2 separate regions of the Homo sapiens genome follow, and region 1 is linked to region 2. The links are chromatin contacts, found by Hi-C in ENCODE. All regions are on one chromosome and are shown on one strand. The core of a region is the stretch at or near the end of the contact, and the rest is flanking DNA. Distances in the headings are between cores, read along the strand shown. Region 1 holds the start of IFT25 (intraflagellar transport 25). Region 2 holds the start of GLIS1 (GLIS family zinc finger 1).

Region 1 (6,414 bases), core at 3,558-6,057, 210 kb after region 2:
TGTAGAGGCCAGGTGTGGTGGCTTATGCATGTAATCCCAGAACTTTGGGAGGCCAAAAAAAAATTTTTTTTTTTCTGTAGAGATGGGGTCTTGCTATGCTGCACAGGCTATCTTTTTTTTGAGATGGAGTCTCAGTCTTGTTGCCCAGGCTGGAGTGCAATGGGGCGATCTTGGCTCACTGCAACCTCTGCCTTCCGGTTTCAAGCAATTCTCCTGCCTCAGCCTCCTGAATAGCTGGGATTACAGGCAACAGCCACCACGCCCAGCTAATTTTTGTATTTTTAGTAGAGACGGGGTTTCACCATGTTGGCCTGGCTGGTCTCAAACTCCTGACCTTGTGATCCACCCACCTCAGCCTCCCAAAGTGCTGGGATTACAGGTGTGAGCCACCGCGCCCGGCTTGCACAGGCTAGTCTTAAAACTCCTGGCCTCAAGTGATCCTCCTGCCTCAGCCTTTCAAAGTGCTGGGATTAAAGGCATGCACCACTGTGCCCGGCCAATATCAATATTTTATAAAAATGCATTTCTTCTTAGTTTTTGTTTATTAGCATAAAGTTCACTTTCTATTATATTTTAAAAACTAGTATTGATAGTATTAAAAGTGTGGTAACATTGGTAAGAAATAAAAACATATATTTTAATTTTTTGTGCCTTTTTTCTCTACCAATCTTACCACAGTTTTCGACACTATTGATACCAGAGAACCAGTCAGTGTGGGATGAACATTGTCAAGCCTTAGTTTTAAGAGGAGAAAGATGGTGAATTCTGTAAATACAGATTGATAAACTTGAATGCTAATTCTCGACAAAATCCTAAAATTATTAAATTTCATTATTAAAATGGTAACCTTGAAAATGTAACCAAGGAAGTACTAAAATTGGAAGTAGCAGTAACATTAGTTTACAAGCTATACCAAACCTATATATTTCGGTTTGTCTGATGGAATTCCTACCCATCTGGAACATGTTCTAAAGATTTCAACAAAGCTTCAGACAAAGCTTCTCAAGATACCCTGTGGACCCGACAGAGAAATATGAATTGGGTGATAGCTAGTACTCTAGGTAGATATTTCTAACTCTGAGTGGCTATACTCAAAGAATGATGATTAATGGAAGAAAATGAACTTGTGGAGGACTTCTATCCTTATCCTACTCAACATTTTTATTAATTAAGGATGCACAAAGTATGCTTATCAATTTTGCAGACACAAAGCTGGGATGTCAGCTGATATGCTAGGTGACAGAATTAGCATTCAAAAAGAAATGAGCAAGCTAGAAAGACGACTTGCAATGAGTAAGATATTTAATAAGGATAAAAGTAAAAACCTATACTCAGTTTTGAAAAAAATCCATCATACAAGGGTTGGTCTAAATCAGGGGTTAGCAAACTACTGCCTGTGAGCCATATCTAGCCTGCCATCTGTTTTTGTATGGCCCACAAGCTAAAAATGCGTTTAACATTTTAAAATATTTTTAAAAATCAAAATATTCTGTGACACACAAAAATTACATGAAACTCAGATTTTAACGTCCATGAATTATATTGGAAAGTGGCTATGCTCATTCACTTATATATTGCCTATGGCTGATTATATGTTACAGTGACATAGCTGAGTCACTGTGAAAGACCATAAGGCCCATAAAACCTGAAATATTTACTATTTGGCCCTTTACAAAAAAGTTTGCCAACCTCTGATCTGATAAAACATATAGGTTTGGTTGACCACAAAGTCAATATAAGGTAACAGTGTACTCTATCTGCCCCTAAAGGTAATGGAATGCTATCTTAGAGTTAAGGAAGTACCACATTCCATCAACATTTTTGAACACCAATTGAACAAAGGGCCAACCACTGTGCTAGTAGTGCAAAGATGAATAAAACAACCTAAGTGACTAAGACTTGGTTCTTGCCTTCAAGCTCAGAGTCAAGGAAGATGAATAAGCATGAAACTAACAGTACAATATGCTATGTGCTAACATCATGTGACGCACATCCAGAATACTGTGTTCAGTTCTGGGTACTACGTTTTAAGTAGGACATTGTCAGGCGTGATATTGTTCGGAGGAGAGTAAAAAGTTCATGATGATCTATAAACCATATTACATAGAAAAAGGTGAAAAATAGAAATGCGACTATAATTTTTACTCTCAGTGGTGCTCACAAATGGAAAAAGGATTTAAATTTCTTTTTTTTTACACCTCCTGGGGCGTGAACTGGACTCAACAAATGCACATTTTAAGCAGGAAGACTTTGGAGAGACAAGGACTTTCGTTCAAAGTAAAGATTTTAAATTTCTTTCATCCCTGAAAACGTCCAAGAAAAGTCGGTAAGAGATCATAATCTATGGAAGAAGGCAAAGAAATCTACGAAGGAAGCCAAAGAAAGGATTCCTGCATTGGTAGTTCTCTTAGGCTGAGTCAGATTTTAGGAAAGGTAGATTGGGAATAGATAATGAAAGATCTGAAAAGCCAGGTTAATGGCAATGAACTTTATCCTGTACTCCAGTGGTTCTCAACTGGACTGGGTGTAGATTTTGGCCTCCAAGGGACACTTCAAAACATCTGAAGTTTTAACTGTCACAACTTGGGAGGGAACGCTGCTAAATATACCATCATATACGGGACAGCACATCCTCAAGTAATTATTGGTCCCAAGTATAAATAGTGTAAAGCTGGGGAAACTATGCAGTAATCTATTTGGCGGTGGAAATGTGAGGGTTGGAGATGTAGGGAGAGAACTTTTTTTTTTTGAGGCAAGGTCTGGGCTCTATGGCCCAGGCTGGAGTGCAATGACTCGATCTCGGCTAACTGCAACGTCTGCCTCCCGGGCTCAAGCGATCCTCCCACCTCAGCCTTCCTAGTAGCTGGGACTACAGGCATGCACCACCACGGCCGGCTAATTTTTTTGTTTTGTAGAGATGGGGTTTTGCCATGTTGCCCAGTCTGGTCTCTAACTCGTGAGCTCAAGCGATCCGCCTGCCTTGGCCACCTAAAGTGCTGGGATTACAGAAGCTAGTCACTGTGTCCGGCGGATAACTTGTTTTTTAAAAGAGAGTTACACTTTAGGGTTGATATGGAGCAGATGAATAGGAAAGAATGTACTCTCCAAATGTTCAGTTCTTTTCTTACCTCACATTCTTAAGTTTTCTGAGAGAAGCAAACACATGCTTTAATACAAAACTCATTTCACACCTTCTATATTCACCATTACCCTTCCTATTTCCTGTTTTGGGTAGAATTACTTAAGTAGAAACGGCAGAGACTTGGTTTTCTTTAAGGTTCTTTGTTGCAGTTAATGAGAAGAGGCAACCAACCTTAGAGAAATCCATACAATGCCAGGCCTGGTGACTCGCCTGTAATCCTGACACTTTGGAAGGCCGAGGTGGGCGAACAGCTTGAGCTCACAAGTTCAAGACCAGCCTGGGCAACATGGTGAAACCCCAAAACCCTCTCTACTAAAAATTCAAAAATTAGCCGGACCTGGTGGCAGGCGCCTGTAATCCCAGCACTTTGGGAGGCCCAGGCAGGCGGATCACTTGAGGCCAGCGGTTCAAGACCAGCCTGACCAACATGGTGAAACCTCGTCTCTACTAAAAATATAAAAATTAGCTGGGTGTGGTGGCAGGTGCCTGTAATCCCAGCTACTCCGGAGGCTGAGGCAGGAGAAGCTCCTGAACCCAGGAAGCGGAGGCTCAGTGAGGCGAGACCGCGCCACTGCACTCCAGCGTGGGCGACGAGCGATTATGTCTCCAAAAAACAAAACAAAGTGCAGGTTTGGGAGGTAGTCTAATCCCCCACCCCTTTAGAGCAAGGCAATTTCCTCAGGGCCGCAGTTTACCAAAGGTGGTACACTCTGGGGTGCTATCCTTTCCATTTTTTACAATCCCTGACCCTGGTATTCCCTGATGCCTTATCCTGTCTTCTAAACCAGTGCCACTGGTTTCGTCCCCAGTTCACCCTTTCATCGCTAGCTCACATGCCCTTTGTGGTCCTTCTTTCCCCAAACCTCTTCAGGTCAAGTCCTTAGAGGACCTTCTCCCTGACCAGCTCCCTTGGTTCTGGTGCTACAGCTGGACTCCTCACGCTCTTTCTTCAAGCATCATCCATTGGGAACGTGGTGTACTTTAGAAAACACGGACCCGGCCTAAGGCTTCTGTCTCCGAGGGGCCAGGGCCACGGCTTCCAAGGCAAACCAGCCCTGGCACCACCTTCTCACCTCCATCCCAAACCCTCCTCCTCAGTTCAAGGCCCTAAAGCCTCAGACTTGTGGAGGCCCGCCCCAAATTATGTAAAGAATATATAAATGCCCCCGACCTTAGGTACAATTTATAGCTAGATGTGTTACGTTGCGGCTGACAGCTTACATTACATTTTGGTAGACTAATTAATTTCGATTTACAACTGGTTTTCCCTTTTGGGGGGTCAAGACGCTATTTCTGGCCTCAAAGAGTTTCGTGGGCTGGTAGTGGCGCTTCCAGGGTCTAGAGGAAAAGGCGGGCCCGCGTCAGACCTCCCGCCGCGGCCCTTCCACGCCTCCCGCCGCGCGTCTCTTCACCACCCCTCCACTGTTGCTCCCTTCCCACCAACATCCCCGTCCTTCTGCCTTGCCCGGCCAGGCCCCCATACCCTCTGGTGCCAGCCTGCCTACCCCGCTACCCGCTCACCTGGGACTCCCGTTAGCTCTGGGCGCCGGACCTTCCGGGCTCGAAACCTCCCTTGCGCCCCGCCCCACGCAGAGCGTCCCGACCCGCAGCTCCGCCTGCTCGCCGCGGCCTCCGTGGAGTCCGGGGTCGCGCGCGCTCCAACTCTGAAATCTTCGCGCCACGCCTCCCACAAGCCCCGTCCCACCCTCAGCCCCGCCCCTTCGCCGCGGCCACCGCTGAGTTTCCGGGCGCGCGCTCCTACCCCGAGCTCTTTGCGCCACGACTCCCACAGGCCCCGCCCTGCCCTCAGCCCCGCCCCACCCCGCCACCGCGGCCTCCACCGAGTTCCCGGGCGCGCTCGCTCCACCGAGTTCCCGGGCGCGCTCGCTCCTACCCCGAGCTTTTCGCGCCACGCCTCCCAGAGGCCCCACCCCGCCTCAGCCCCGCCCCCTCGCGGCGGCCTCGGCCCCTCCTACCCCTAGCTCTTAGCGCCACGCCTCCCACAGGCCCCGCCCACAATCGGCCCCGCCCTCTCCGGCTCCCATTACTTCGCGGGCCAAGATGCGAAACCACTCCTGTGCGCCTTTCCCCAGGCCAGTCCCGGGGCGCGCGCTGCCTACCCTCCCCCAGCTCAGCTCTATCCCCGGGGCCCGCAGGACCCAGGGGACCCACCCTCCCGCGAGCACGCACGCGCAGGGCCCACCTCTGCGAGTTCCAAACCCTCGGCCCTCGGGTCGCCTGCCCTGGGCCTGGCCCCGCCTCCAGGTCCGGCCCCGCCTTCGTGCCGGGGCCCGCGCACGCGCGCCTCCCCGGCCCAGCCTTGCTCCCGCCCCCGCCGGTCCCGCGGTCCCACGGCGCCTGGTTGCCCCCAGCCCCCTCCCTCCTCCCACCTTCACTGTGTCCCACCCTTCCTAGCTTTGTGCCCGGGGTGCTGAGCCCTTCCCCGTCAGCCGGGCCGCGGGAGGAGGGAGCCGTCACCGAGGAGCTGCCGCTCGCTGCCCCGGGCAGGGGCACAGGTAGGTGGCGGCCGCGGGCCGGGCCGCTCGCGGGGCCCCGGGTTGCGTGTGGGAGCGGGGGCGGGGTGTTAGGGAGGGGCGGGGTGGGGGAGGGGACGCCCCAGAGGGACGGCGGGGCGCGGGTTGAGGGGAGGATGAGGTATACTGGTGGGGGCGATGGGTTTAAGGGTGGCGTAGGGGTGCGGGGGCAGGCTATGGGGACGTGTGAGAATTGGGGTTCGGGGCCTGGGTGGGACAGGGAGCAGGATTAGCCTGGGTGGACTCGGGGAGAGGCATGCTTGGGGAGAGAGCGGGAAGAAGGAAGGGGGAAGGGAATGGGATTTTAGGGGTTCAAGGAGGAAACGAGATAGGATAGGAATAGAGAGGGTGGGGTCTTGGGGGCAGGGAAGAAAAGTTGGGGGTGTGGAATGCCAAGTTGGGGATAGTGAGGCGTGAAGGAAGAGGGTCTTGAAGATTGAGAACAGAAGGCAAGGAAAGGGATGGAGAGATTGGGGTCCTAGGAGAGGGAAGCCCCTAGAGTGGGAAGAAGGGAAGAATAGATGGTGAAGGAGAGGAGTGGGGGGTGGAGGAGTGTGGGGAAGGAAGGGGAGGCAGGTGAAGGTTGGGAGATCGGAGGTTGGAAGGTTGGGTCTGTGGGACAGCAAGCCACCTTTCACCAGGGGCTCGGAAGGGCTGGAAGGGTCTGAAGGTTGAAAGGGGCAGGAGAGCTGGGGTGGGCGAAGGGAGTGGGGTTAGGATTTTTGGTGTGAGAAGCGC
Region 2 (6,169 bases), core at 1,635-4,134:
AGGGGGAATGGAAGTAGGAAGATCGTACACAAAGCCCCCAGGTGAAAGGTCTCACCATAGCGTGGAACAAAGATTATGTTCGGGAGAGCTGTTTGCTAGGTCTGCAGAGAACTCGATCTTCAGAGGACAGCCATGATTTTTTTAAACACAGAACGTTGCAGGAGGGTATCTATTTAAGGGAGGATTGTGTATGGAGCGGGGCAAGCCAGGGAGCTCCCGGCAGCAAACATTACTCATGTCTCGCTGCGCAGCGCTCCTCTCTGGTAAAAGAGACCTCATATGTGTGTATTCCAGCAATAACACTCAGCAGGCATTTCCCGCCCCTCCCCACTGTATCTGTCCTTCTAAAATATTATCTCTATCCCTTGAAAAAGAGGCTGGCATCTAAAACAAGGAGATGAGAAGTAGTTCTCTCTTACAAAGTCAAGTGTTTTCTTCAAAAAAGAAAAAAACTACTTATGTTTATTTCATTTTACTAATCCCTGAACCAGGGAGTTGGGTGTTTTTGATCCACAAGGAGCTCTCAACTCTAAAAGTAGGCTGCCTACCCCTTCCGAGTTGTGAGGCTGATGCTAGGAAGTGATGCCTATAACCGTAAAACCCAAACTGTTTTTGTCTTCCTTGAGAATCATCTGGAATGAGAACCAAGAGGTTCCAAATGCAGATATAGTCAAACCCCAAAGCCTTGGTTTCCCCTAAGGGAAAAAAAAAGGGGGGAGGACGAGGACACAGCATCTTAACAATTTCTCCAATTCCTGGTTAATTATCTGTCAGCACGAAACTCATAAATAATGACTCAATAATAATTAACTGTGATGAGAAGAGCATGTTCCTGAAAATCCCAGCACCATCTCCGACTTTGAGCCCATAAGCCATACTGGGACCCCCACCTTCCCGTGGCCAGCTTCACTGGGGGACGAAGGGACTTGCCAAGGAGCTTGTGACCCAAGACTAGGCTGCCGAAGCACCAAGTACAGAAAAGCCATGTTTAAGTTAGGACGTGACTAGGCTGGATTGCTGATGCAGAAAATTTTCCATCAGGAATCCAGAAATCATCTGGTTTAATTAATTCCTCACTTGACAGATGGGGAAACTGAGGTCCCAAAAGGAGAGGGGTCTTGCTAAAGGCCTCTGGGTTTTGTCAGCTGAGGAGATTGAAATACTTCAAACTATGCCTTGAGCTGCTCAGAAACAGATACCAATATATGCGTTGCTATTCGCCCTCATGTATAATAAAATTTTGACAAGTTTCTATGCAAGCTTTATCAGAAACACACAGAAGCAAAATTATGTAAGCTGAGAGCTTTCTATAAACACATTTCCCCAAACGGGGCTAATTGAATTTAAATTAGATGCTTCGCAAAGCAGGCATACTTTCACACTGACAAGCTAGTCCCAAACAATAAGAGAGAAACTGAGGAACTCCGAAGAAAGTTCCACCAAGCTCTCCCGAGCACGCGGTGGCGACGCCGGGCAGCCCGAATCTCCACAGGAGCCGCCAGGCACGTTGGCAGGGCCGAACTCACCCTTCCCGGCGGCGGCGGCCTTGGATGGACCGTAGTCTCGGGGACTGCGGGGCCGGAGGAGGTCGTGGGCGCGCGGTGGCGGCGCAGGCGGCCGGGCTAGCAGGTCCCGCGGGCCCCTGTCCCCGCAGCCGCCGCCACTCACGGTGACCCTGAAGGCCATGTGCGCGCCGAGGCTGGCGGGGCCGCGGTCGGGGCCGGGCGCACCAGGGGCCTCCTTAGGCCTCTTGTCCGAGTGTGCCTCAGCCACCTCGCAATGCATGGCGCCGGGGCGGGGCGCACGGCTGGGGGTCGCGCCGGGCTCCTGGGGAGGGGAGACAGCACAGCCAGTTAGAATGCGGAAAGCGGCCCCCGTATTGTCCCGGGGCCGAGTTTGAGCAGGTCACTGCCCCTTCGGTGGATTGCGCGTCTTTAACATAGGTTAGCACCACGACACCTAGCCCAATCAGAGGTCAAACCCACCTGATTCCACGCAAAAGCCCCCTCGCTCAGGAGCGGTTCGCCCTTCCCTGGTGTGGGGAGGACCCCAGGCCCCCGCGCCGCGGCGCATTACCGCGAAGTCCCACCCAAATCCTCCTCCACCGAAACCAGCCTCCTTTGCACGAATGGTGAAACTGAGGCCTGGAGCGGGTAAGGCGCCTGTTCCGCGTCCCCCAGTGGAACACGGAGCCGGCGGCAACGAGGATTCCCAGAGCAGGGCTCGGGCGAAGCCCCGGAGACGGCTCCGGGTAGGTCACGGGCTGCGCGCTTCGTCGACTCTCCGGGGCCGAGCTGCGCGCAGAAGCTGGGGACCCGAACCCAAAGGCCCGAGGGAAACCCCCAGAGACTCACCCGCGACCACCCGAACCTGGAAAACAGGAGTCCCAAGCTGGGCGCTGAATCCTGCGACGCGAACCCATCACGCGCAGCCGGGACACCCACATTCCTATGCGCAGCGGAGGAATCGAGCCCGTCGCGCGCGCAAACCGGCACAGTGGGCAATGCCCACGCGGCCGCCGCCACACACCCGCACACCCGCCGAGGCACGCCCGGGGACGGACACGCCACCCACACTGCCGCTGGTCAGACGCTCAGCAGCGCACAACCACACAGTCCCACGCTCTCGCCACACGCGCGTGCGATGGGGGCCGCGACAGAGCCTCCCTCAGCCCTTCCATCAGGGGCCCCCAAACTCTCCGTTCCCCTCCGCGCTCCCTGCGCCATCCCCAAGCTGCCGGGGTTCGAGCGTCGCCGGGACGCCAGCCTCGGATCTCGGGCCCCGCACACGCCCCTCCCTCGGCCGCGGGCCGCGCCCCCTCTCACCTCGCAGCGGCAGCTGCAGATCGCTGGGCGCCCGGCTCGGCGCGCCTCCACTGGCGCAGCAGCCCCCGCAGCCGCCGCAGCCGCCGCCGCCGCCGCCGCGTCCTGCGGGGCGGTTCCCCGGGGGACGGGGGCGGGCCCGCGTCTGCCCAACAGCCGCTCCAGCCACTGGCTGGCCGCGGCCGCCCGGCTCAGGCCAATCGCGGCGCGAGGGCGGGGCATCCCCCCCTGGGGGTCTGGGCGGGGCCCGACGCGGGGCTGAGCAGAGGGTTTGACAGGCGGCGGCCGGCTGGATCCCCGCGCTGCCCGCTGTTCTCAGACGGCCGAGCCGGGCAGGACGGCGGGGCGGCGCCGCGGCGAGAGAGGCTGGGCTCGGGGGTCGGCGGAGTGCGCTGGGCGTGAGGAGTGCCGGGCTGAACCCGGCTCCCTGCCCGCCTCTCCACTAGCCCCGGGCAGGATCCTCCCTTCTCCCGGTCGGTTTTCCCCTCCGTCAGATGGGAACGACGCTGTCTGCTAACGCGAAGCGGACAGATGCGAAAGTGCTTGAAAAGTTTTCTTGCAGAATCCAACCCTCTCACTGGAGAATTTGCAGAGATTTCACAGCTAGTGGGCAGCAAATTTGGGACCCAAACCCAGGCCTCTCAGCCCACTTTCTTACGTTTGTTTTTGTGTTTTCCGCCGGAAAGAGTCCAGGGTAAAAGGTCTCAAACTCTGAAGTTAAAGATAAAAAAATGGTGCCTGATCCCAACTAGGAAATATTCCAATTGAGTCTTGGGGAATAGGCCCCCAGCACTTAGGCTTTTAGCGAGCTCCCAGGAGATCCTTACAGATCTGGGGATTGAGACCCACTCTAGGGGTCTACTCTGTTGTCCTGCCTTCTGGGATTCCCCCACAGACAGCACGCAGTGTCTCAGGGGGCCCTGCCCAACGTGTAGGAAGAGCACGGGACAAAGAACAGTAAGGCTTCACAGAGCCTGCAGGCAATGGCTCAGTTCCCCGCTCTGAGCCTGAGTCCTCCCGTGTAAAATGGCAGTGTTTGCCTAGGCCTGGTCTACCTGCCATGCCTACCGAAGGATCCAGCCAAGCCCTGAAATGGTTTCTGCATTTCACCTAGGCGCCTCCTGTGCACTGTTTGATGGTGGTCTGGGCTGGCTCCAAGGGGCCTGACTGGTTTCGAACTCCTTTGAAGTCTGGTCTCTTTGACCTTGGTCTCAAACTGGAAAATGTATATGGAGCCCTTCTGGACTACACAACATGTCAAGTTCATAGCACAGGACTCTGCACAGAACAACCGACCCCAAGCAGCATCCTCAGAATCCTGGAAAACCAGGATTTTAGAATTTCAAAATCATAAAATTGGATTTCCTATAATTTGTTTAAAATAGTATCTAACAATTAGAGTAATAATAGTAAGAAAGACTTTGAGGTTTTAGTTAGACCCACCCTCCATTCAGAGGAGAAAGGACGTGACTGGCCTGTGTCAATGTGGTGGAGGGTGGCAGAGCCCCGGGATCCAGGCTTCCTGACTCCTGGCAATGCTGTTCCTTCAGTACCAACCACTCTGCTGCTCACAGGGAGAGGGTGTAAATCAACCATGCCCATAACACACAGGCCAAGGGTTGCGCCTCACTCAGTGCCTGCACCCCCCACCACCACATACTCTTGTGGAGTCACAGCTGGTTCTGCTGCCAACAAGCCATGTGGCTCTAGACGAATGGTAACCTCACTCTGGACCTCAGCTTCCCCCCTCCAAAGGCATGAAGTTGGAAGATCTCTGGCCTTTCTAGTTCTGCTCTTCTCTTCAGTAAGGCCAGGATCCAAGTCCTCTGCCCTCCCTCCACCCCCCACAATGCCCCCCCCCGCCGCCCCGCTGCAAAACACACACACACACAACAAGCACTGCGCTGCACATTTAGTCGGGACTCTGAAAACGTTTGCTGAATGAGTCATTTAACCAACTGGACCTGAAAGCAAAGGCCCTCCAAATTTCCAGATGAAGAAACAGCTCTTTCCATTATTCTTTTGAGCACTTACCCTGGGCCAGCCCCTATACCTGAGCTAGGGACACAGAAACACAGAACCCGCCCCCTCCCCTTCCCCTCAGTGAGCTCACAGGTCCACCTGACCAAAATAGGTGGGTTTGTGAAGGCTGGCAAAGTGATGAGAAGTTTAATCTGCTCAATAAAACAGACCTCTTAAACACTGTAAATGGCAGAACCCCTTTGGAGATACTCAGAATCTAGTAGGTATATGCTTTTTTTTTTTTCCACAAAGGAAACACAAGAAACTGTTAACAGTGGTTAAGGGAATGGAGGACTGAGGGAAGGCCTGCACTTTTCATTTTTATACTTGTCTGAACTGATTTGTGTTTTCTAAGTATATATTATCCTCCCTCTCTCTCTCTTTTTTTTTTTTTTTTGTTTTCTTTTTCTTTTTTGAGACAGAGTCTCACTCCTCTGTCTGCCCAGGCTGGAGTCCAGTGGCACAATCCCAGCTCACGGCAACCTCTGCCTCCCAGACTCAAGTGATTCTTCTGCCTTAGCCTCCAGAGCAGCTGGGACTACAGGCGCGCACCACCATGCCTGACTAATTTTCGTATTTTTAGTAGACAAGGTTTCACCATATTGGCCAGGCTGGTCTCGAACTCCTGACCTTGTGATCCGCCCACCTTGGCCTCCCAAAGTGCTGGGATTACAGGCATGAACCACTGTGCCCGGCCCCTCCCTGTCTTTCAATAGGGGTTATTTGAGCAGTGGGATTATGTGCTGCATTTTTTTCCTTTATATTTTTGGTATTAAAATAAAACTCCTTAATATTTTAATTGTCAAAAACAAAATAAAGTGAAACACAGTAACCTGCTTCTCACTTTAGCAGGCTAGACAGTAATGTCTGCTTTTTACACTAACCCGTGTTACAACTCACACTCTCTTCTGCCCTCCCACAGTCTGTCTACTGGATATCTCTATCAGGATCCATCTGCAAAATCGAACATCATTTTTTCATCTCTGACGTTGCTCCTCACTCCTATGTCCCTAACTGGGTGAATGGCCCTATGGCCAACTCCCCCAGTTCAGAAATCTGAGTCATCCTCAGCCCCTCCTCTCCCATACTCCTATATCTGACTTGTCATAAATTTAACTAACAATCCTCCTCCTCTCCATCCTCACTACTACATTTCTTCCAAGTTCTTTTTGCCTCCATCCTCATCCTTCTCCTAATTAGTGATTTTCCACACTGGTCTCCTTATCAGTCTCTAAAGTATAGATCTGGCCGGGCACAGTGGCTCCCACTTGTAATCACAGTACTTTGGGAGGCCAAGACAGGAGGATCACTTGAGGCCAGGAATT

The links. Hi-C counts contacts between places; a loop is a spot of excess contacts on that map. Pooled maps may share reads with other maps.
Region 1: a pooled map shows a loop between it and region 2 (11-fold over the local background). The contact joins the promoter of IFT25 here to the promoter of GLIS1 in region 2. A Hi-C loop is called at or near these places in 1 of 168 maps with a recorded cell type or tissue (chondrocyte), 2 of 37 single-sample maps with no recorded cell type and 6 of 50 pooled maps.

Annotation. Positions count from the first base shown.
Region 1 is chr1:53,940,892-53,947,305 of GRCh38, forward strand. IFT25 (intraflagellar transport 25) reads right to left here and starts at 4,808. Exons shown (of 6, transcript NM_016126.4): 1 at 4,664-4,808. It overlaps LRRC42 (leucine rich repeat containing 42), which reads left to right and starts at 5,459. Exons shown (of 9, transcript NM_001256409.2): 1 at 5,459-5,658. RefSeq lists a silencer at 4,705-5,774.
Region 2 is chr1:53,736,280-53,742,448 of GRCh38, forward strand. GLIS1 (GLIS family zinc finger 1) reads right to left here and starts at 2,885. Exons shown (of 11, transcript NM_001367484.1): 1 at 2,826-2,885; 2 at 1,527-1,827. The coding sequence starts at 1,785. RefSeq lists an enhancer at 2,301-3,019 and silencers at 2,705-2,874, 2,885-3,234.